Linked DNA regions of Homo sapiens: region 2 is linked to region 1. The links are chromatin loops, found by intact Hi-C in ENCODE. Cell type or tissue: ascending aorta. All regions are shown on one strand. Each heading gives the region's core, and the rest is flanking DNA. Links, peaks and the distances in the headings are about the cores only. Region 1 holds the start of HCCAT5 (hepatocellular carcinoma associated transcript 5). Region 2 has its middle 60 kb from the start of ZFHX3-AS3.

Evidence for each region. Peaks named below come from ENCODE experiments on the same cell type or tissue, not always from the same donor. Only the 100,000 strongest peaks of a DNase experiment are listed, where the experiment ranks them.
Region 2: a loop joins it to region 1, with 4 times the contacts of the local background. A loop is called at or near these places in 8 of 110 quality-filtered maps.

What each region holds. Positions count from the first base shown.
Region 1 is chr16:73,091,995-73,094,903 of GRCh38, forward strand. HCCAT5 (hepatocellular carcinoma associated transcript 5) reads left to right here and starts at 355. Exons shown (of 3, transcript NR_027756.1): 1 at 355-991; 2 at 1,087-1,217; 3 at 1,470-1,780. It also overlaps a transcript of ZFHX3 not described here. RefSeq lists enhancers at 959-1,459, 1,460-1,960. In ascending aorta, for the core only: no CTCF peak of the experiment used is centred there; DNase peaks (open chromatin) are centred at 557, 827, 1,677 and 2,572; H3K4me3 peaks cover 2,437 bases; H3K27ac peaks cover 2,500 bases.
Region 2 is chr16:73,171,172-73,174,080 of GRCh38, forward strand. It overlaps a transcript of ZFHX3 not described here. Among named protein-coding and RNA genes, the nearest start is that of ZFHX3-AS3, 60 kb to the right of the region's middle. RefSeq lists enhancers at 1-226, 297-1,146. In ascending aorta, for the core only: CTCF peaks have their summits at 1,733 and 1,935; DNase peaks (open chromatin) are centred at 1,140, 1,560 and 2,543; H3K4me3 peaks cover 1,321 bases; H3K27ac peaks cover 2,417 bases.

The DNA of each region.
Region 1 (2,909 bases), core at 168-2,667:
TTAAGTTCATTGTTGAACATAGTGATGTAGTGTCTTGCAATCACAGAATCAACGAATGTTTGAGCTCGAAGATTTCTTATAGACAGGCTAGTGTGAATTAAGGACACTAATGCCCAGCTAAAAAGGGAAAGTCACTTAGTAACTTGCCCAAGAACACGCAGCTAGTGCGTAGTTGAACCAGACTTGAAAGCAAACATCATGATCATAAGCCACCTTTCTGCCACTGCGTGTTGATGGTATGAAGATACCATATATATATTTACACATGCACACACAAAAAAGGATAAAGTCTTGCATCACATAGAGCCAGTTGTCTGAAGAAACTGTCAGCCCTACTGAAACAATATCCCATTTAAGTTTAAGACAGCCTGGTGAGGCCCAGAGCCTCACCAGTCCCCCAGAAAACGGAGTATTGTTTCCATCCAAACCTTGCACTGAAAGGAGCCTGTCAGCAGGAAGTGACCTCGTGAGACAACTGTGGGGAGAGCAAAGGGCCGGGGAGAGAAAGGCCTCATTCTCACTGCAAACAGGAAAAGGAAAGAGAAAAAGCAAGCTCTGTCTCCACACAAGGTTTGCTGGGCTGGCTATGAACTGTTCCAGTACGTTCCATCAAATAGACGCCTTCATAGAATCAAGCCGAGCGCGAACGCCGTGTCTGGGGCTCCCACTCCCGGGACACACACGCGGGCTGGCTTACACATGCTCTTGCTCTCTCGCGCTCTGGGAGAGCGCTTATATGGGCTTCATGAGGCTAAGTAATAAACACTTTGTCTTCACCCTGCTATTTATGGGTTGCTTGGGGCATCCTGTGCTCTCCACTGCCCTTACCTGAACAGACGGCTCATGCAGACCCGGAGTTTAATAGGGACAACAGTAAATCTGAGAGGCTGTGTGTGTCCCACGCGCTCCTGTTTTCCCAGCCACCCATGCTAGTTGCAGAGAAAAGCCAACCTGTATCCCTTCGTTTATGCTCTGTGTGCCCTTCCTGGAGGTGAAATCCCTTCTCCTTTTTCTTCGGGCCCTTGTTTTCTTCCATCCTTTCAAACATCTCTCTAACATATCCTTTTGCTATTTGACCCCTCCCAGAGATCCCTTCATTCTTCAGCAATGGATCAAAGAACTCTGAAAACAAGAACAACCCCGACAGCTGCAAACCACGAGCCCTCACCTCCAGCAGAGGTTTTCGGGAAACTCTGGACGACCACGCGCATGCAGAGGTAAGGGAATGATCCGGTCCTACCTGGCGTTGACTTCCAGGTTCACTCAAAGGCCACGTGCCACCCTTTGCACATCGTGTTTGGGTTGCAAAGGGGAAAGATGCATATTGAAAGCCAGAAGTGTGCCCAGGCCAACAGACGTCTGAAAGCCACAGGGGACGACCCTGAAAAAGTCTGGCAGATGCAGAACCACAGCTGATCACTTTGGTCCGTTTGAGGGCCCCTTTCGCTCAGCTCTTTTGGGGGTTCCAGGGCTCTCAGAGCTTCCAGGTCCTGTAAGAAGAGATGGAGTCATAGCTGCGCCCTGTCCACTCTCGGGCTGTCACACAAGCCTGGAGCCCAGCCATTTCTCGGCCTTGTCTTCATCTTGGGCTAACCGGTCGTCTCCTGCAAACAGACAGCACGGAGAAGGATGAGTGAACTCGGCCTCTCCCCACAGAATACAGTTCGCCATTACAGCGCTGATTAAATACAGGACATTATCTCACCATAATGCCCTCCTGGCGGCGTTCCCAGGAAAATTCTAACTAATCATAAAAATAGAAAGAAAAACGCAACCTAAATTCCATTCCTCGTCTTAAATGAGTGATGTGTTCACTTTTATTTATTTTTCTGGAAGCGAGGCGGGAAAAGAAAATGAATTTTAGGGCTTAGAAAAACAAGCTACTAATAGTACTAAGTAGAGCTGGGGCGGTGGTGCAGACAGCTTAGCTCTAGCAGGGATGTAGCCGGCATGGCACGGGTGAGTCCTGGCCCTGCTCCTGGCTGAAAACTTAAGAGTTTAGAACTGGAGCACCTGGCAGGGCAAAGGCAGGATGGGGTGAGGGAAAGTTGTGGGGTTGAGTGTGGACCCCCCCAACCCCCTACAAATGCACACACAAGCTAGGCGCTCAATAGCTTTCTTATAGCCCAGGTAGGCAAATCCTCTTCCAATATACCTTTGAAAATAATGCCTGATCTTTCTCCAGCAGCATTCTTTTTGGAAACACAGGCATAGTTTAGGTATTTTTCTCCCTGGAAGGTTCTTTCCTGGAAGTTCACCCAATTAATTCCTACTCACACATTTTAGAGATCTGAACAGTAAGAAGCCTTCTCTAAGAACCCCTACCCTGACTCCAGTCCAGGGGCTGGTCCTGTAAACCTTCTCTTCATAACAGCCATGTGACTGTAATTAATGCAATAACTGCATAGTTGATTGTTTAACATGGTTGTCTGTCCCCTCCCTTAGATTAAAAATGTGTTTGTCTTATTCCTGACTTTGTAAGTACTAGGTACAAAGTAGCTGCCCAATACATGCCTGTGTTGGATGAGTGCTGACGGGTCACGGTGGGCGCCAAAGTGGATGGTACCTTATGCTACTTCGGTGGGGCTCAGGTGTAGCAGCAACAAACACATGTAGAACCAGATCACGGTGGGTCCACACCAACAAGGACCAAGGACCAAGCTCCTCCCTAACAATTTCTGCTCCTTCCTCCTGTGAAGTGTTTTTTGTCGTTGTTGTTGCTGTTGTTATTTTTTGATGGAGTCTTGCTTTTTTGCCCAGGCTGGAGTGCAGAGGTACGAACTTGACTCACTGCAGCCTCCACCTTCTGGGTTCAAGTGATTCTCCTGCTTCAGCCTCCTGAGTAGCTGGGACTGCAGATGTACACCGTCATGTCCGGCTAATTTTTGTATTTTTATAGAGATAGGGTT
Region 2 (2,909 bases), core at 302-2,801, 79 kb after region 1:
AAAAGCCCTTTTTAAAAAGGGATTCTAGATAGAGTAGCCATATAATTTATCATCCAAACTGGGACGCTTTTGAGAGTGAAAAGAAGTGCTATTAATAATTACTCTGGGATAATAGATACAAACTGGGCTGTTCCGGGGAAATGCCGAGGTATCTTCAAGGAAACTGTAGGGTCAGGCACCGATCAAATGCATCCACTGGGCTGAAAGCCTCAGGCAGAAGGAGCTCTGTCTGTGTGACTCTTGTGCCTTGGATAGTGCTTGGTCTACAGTGAATGTGTAAATCCACAGTTGTCCTGGGTGTGCCTTCTGAACAGAAAATGGCGGGGGGGGCGGGGTGGGGGGCGGGCAGAGTGAACCCAGACGTTCCTTGCAATTTCACAGCCGCAAAGGGGAATCTGTGTTCCTGCAGCGCAGGCAGGTACACGATGCATAAGCGTCTGTGTATTCTGTGTTTACTGATTCCTAACTGTTAGCAGTTAATTGCCATCTGTTGACACACCCTGAGGGGGAATGTTAAGCAGTTCTCGACATCTGCATATATATTCTCTGCCTACATATTTTACTAACTCTTGTTTATGGGACCCATTTCCTCAAATCCATGCTACTGTGCCCCTGATTTTGTAACATACACGTACCCGGTGTCAACCTTTGGGGTTGAATGGGCAAAAATGCCCTCCTCAACTGTTCCCAACACAAAGAAATACTAAATGCTTGAGATGATGGCTACCCTAAATACCCTAATTTGATCATTACACATTATATCAAAATATCACACCTACCCCATCAATATGCACAATGATTATGTATCAATAAAAAAATGGGAAAAAATTCCCTTTTGGGTCCGCCAGAGATGCTGACTGCAGACCGGGTCCTGCCCAGACTCGCCAGCCACTCCATTTCCCACCCCTCCTCCACCCGCCTGCCGGGTCCTTCAGGAAGAGTGAAATGGTCCATTGATCCCTGAGGAGGAAAAGAGCATGTTCGGCCTTTTGAGAGGTTATGGACACTCTGAGTGACACCCGAGCCCAAGCCTCCAACAGCAAGTCCGGCAGCCCCGGGGTGCAGGGGCGAGGCCCGGCCTTGTCTCTGCCATCCACGTGTAATCTGGCCCTGAAACTGACCAGCTCCGACGCCCTCCTTCCTCCTGCCCGCCAGGCGCTTCGTGTTCTTCCCATGTCTTGGGAGAGATCCGTCTCCTTTGACAGACTCAAGATTCCAGGCCGAACTTTCCCATGCCACCGTCCCTCAAAATAGCCCCAGCCGAGCTGTATTTATAGCCGTGTGAGACTCTAATGGGCCAATTTGTTTGAATTTCCACTGCTTTTGTGTTGAACTTACCCCTCTCCTGTGGGCAGTCTCTTCAGGCCTTTATTGATGGGGTGTGTGAGGATGGCGTAGGCCGTGTTCAAGATGGTAGCTCTATAGAGCGTGGGGGCTGTTTTGCATATTTACTGTTCTTTAAAGCCGGTTTTTTGAGAGAGAGAAAGAGACAGAGAAAGAGGTTTCTGTAAGTAGCCCGGACAATGAGAACAAGACCGGCTGTATGCCAAGCACGGGATCCCGGCCAAAACACATATCATTAGCTTGGACCAGCTATAAGCAAGGAAATGAGAAACATATGCTAGGAGCAAGGTTAGGAGTGAAGGACCATGGGTCATTGACAGTCGCCCTAAAACTTTTCCCTTGTTCTTCAGCTGTGGCCTGGCGGTGTCAAATGTCATTTCGACTGCCTTGATTTCTCATGGTGGGGCTGCCTGTGGTTTTTTTTTTTTTTTTTCTTTCTTTCTTTCTCCCCCTGCTGTTTCCTGATGGGACTGTTTTTTTGTTTTTTTTTTTGTTTTTTTTTTTTTTTTTTGGGAGGGGAAAAGAGAACAGTCAGGGAAGGGCTTATGTGATAGTTTTTCTCAGTTCTGGGAAAATAACCTTGTTTCCTGTGATGCACTCTTCAATTCCTCACTTTCTCTGAAGCAACGATGTCTCTGGGTTTTGGATCCATACTGGTTTGAGAGGGGAAGACTGAGGGGAGGCTTTTAAAGCAGTTCTTGCTGTTTCTTTCTTAAATATAATTAGATGCGCCTCATTACCTCACACTGAAGGACTTTTGTACTTTTTCGAGCTGTGTTTTCTGAGATCTTCCGTGGGCGACGGCTTGTCGTTTCCACTTGCAGTTAATTGCATTAGCAGGTATTTTCCCCCCGCCCCTCCCGCCCCGGCATATTTGTCCTCTCTTCTCGCTCTCCCCAAGATATCTGGAGTCGATTTTGCGAGTCCGAAGGCCACACCCAGGGAGTCTGCTTGTGCCTGAACGTGATGAAGGATCTGGATTCCTTTGGCCCTTCCCAGTTTCCCTTTCCTCCACCTCATTCTTTTTTCTTAAAGTCTTCCCCGGACAGTTTACTAACAATGCTCTGCTCTCTTGCACTCCAAGGTCAGGACCCCTGTTCCCTATAAAACCCAGATGAAGAACTGTATCCATGCAACTCAGAGGCGGTCCCTGGAGAGCATCCCATGTGGCTACTGTTCTGAAACGACCACAACCGCCCAGGAAACTCACCAGGCTCCGACACCCAGGTTTGGCCAAAGTCACAAGATAGCCACGGATATACCCTGCCATTCCCATGAAGGGAACGCTATAGAAGTGGGGGCGCAGGGCAGTTGCAAGCCTGTATGGCAGAAAGGGGAAGGAATAAAATGCTCTCCCATAAACCCCTTCGGACCTTCATTCCTTTAAGATTTAGGGAATGGTGTTGGGGTGGAACCATGTAAAATAATTAAAACATTCGGTCCCTGTTTATCTTTTGCTTCCTTCTCTGTGCCTTGTTCTGAAAATAAACTTTGCAGTTAGTTTCCGGGCTCCCAAAATTCCCAAGTGTGTGAGCGTCCTCAAGGCTTTGGGCAGAGTTAATGAC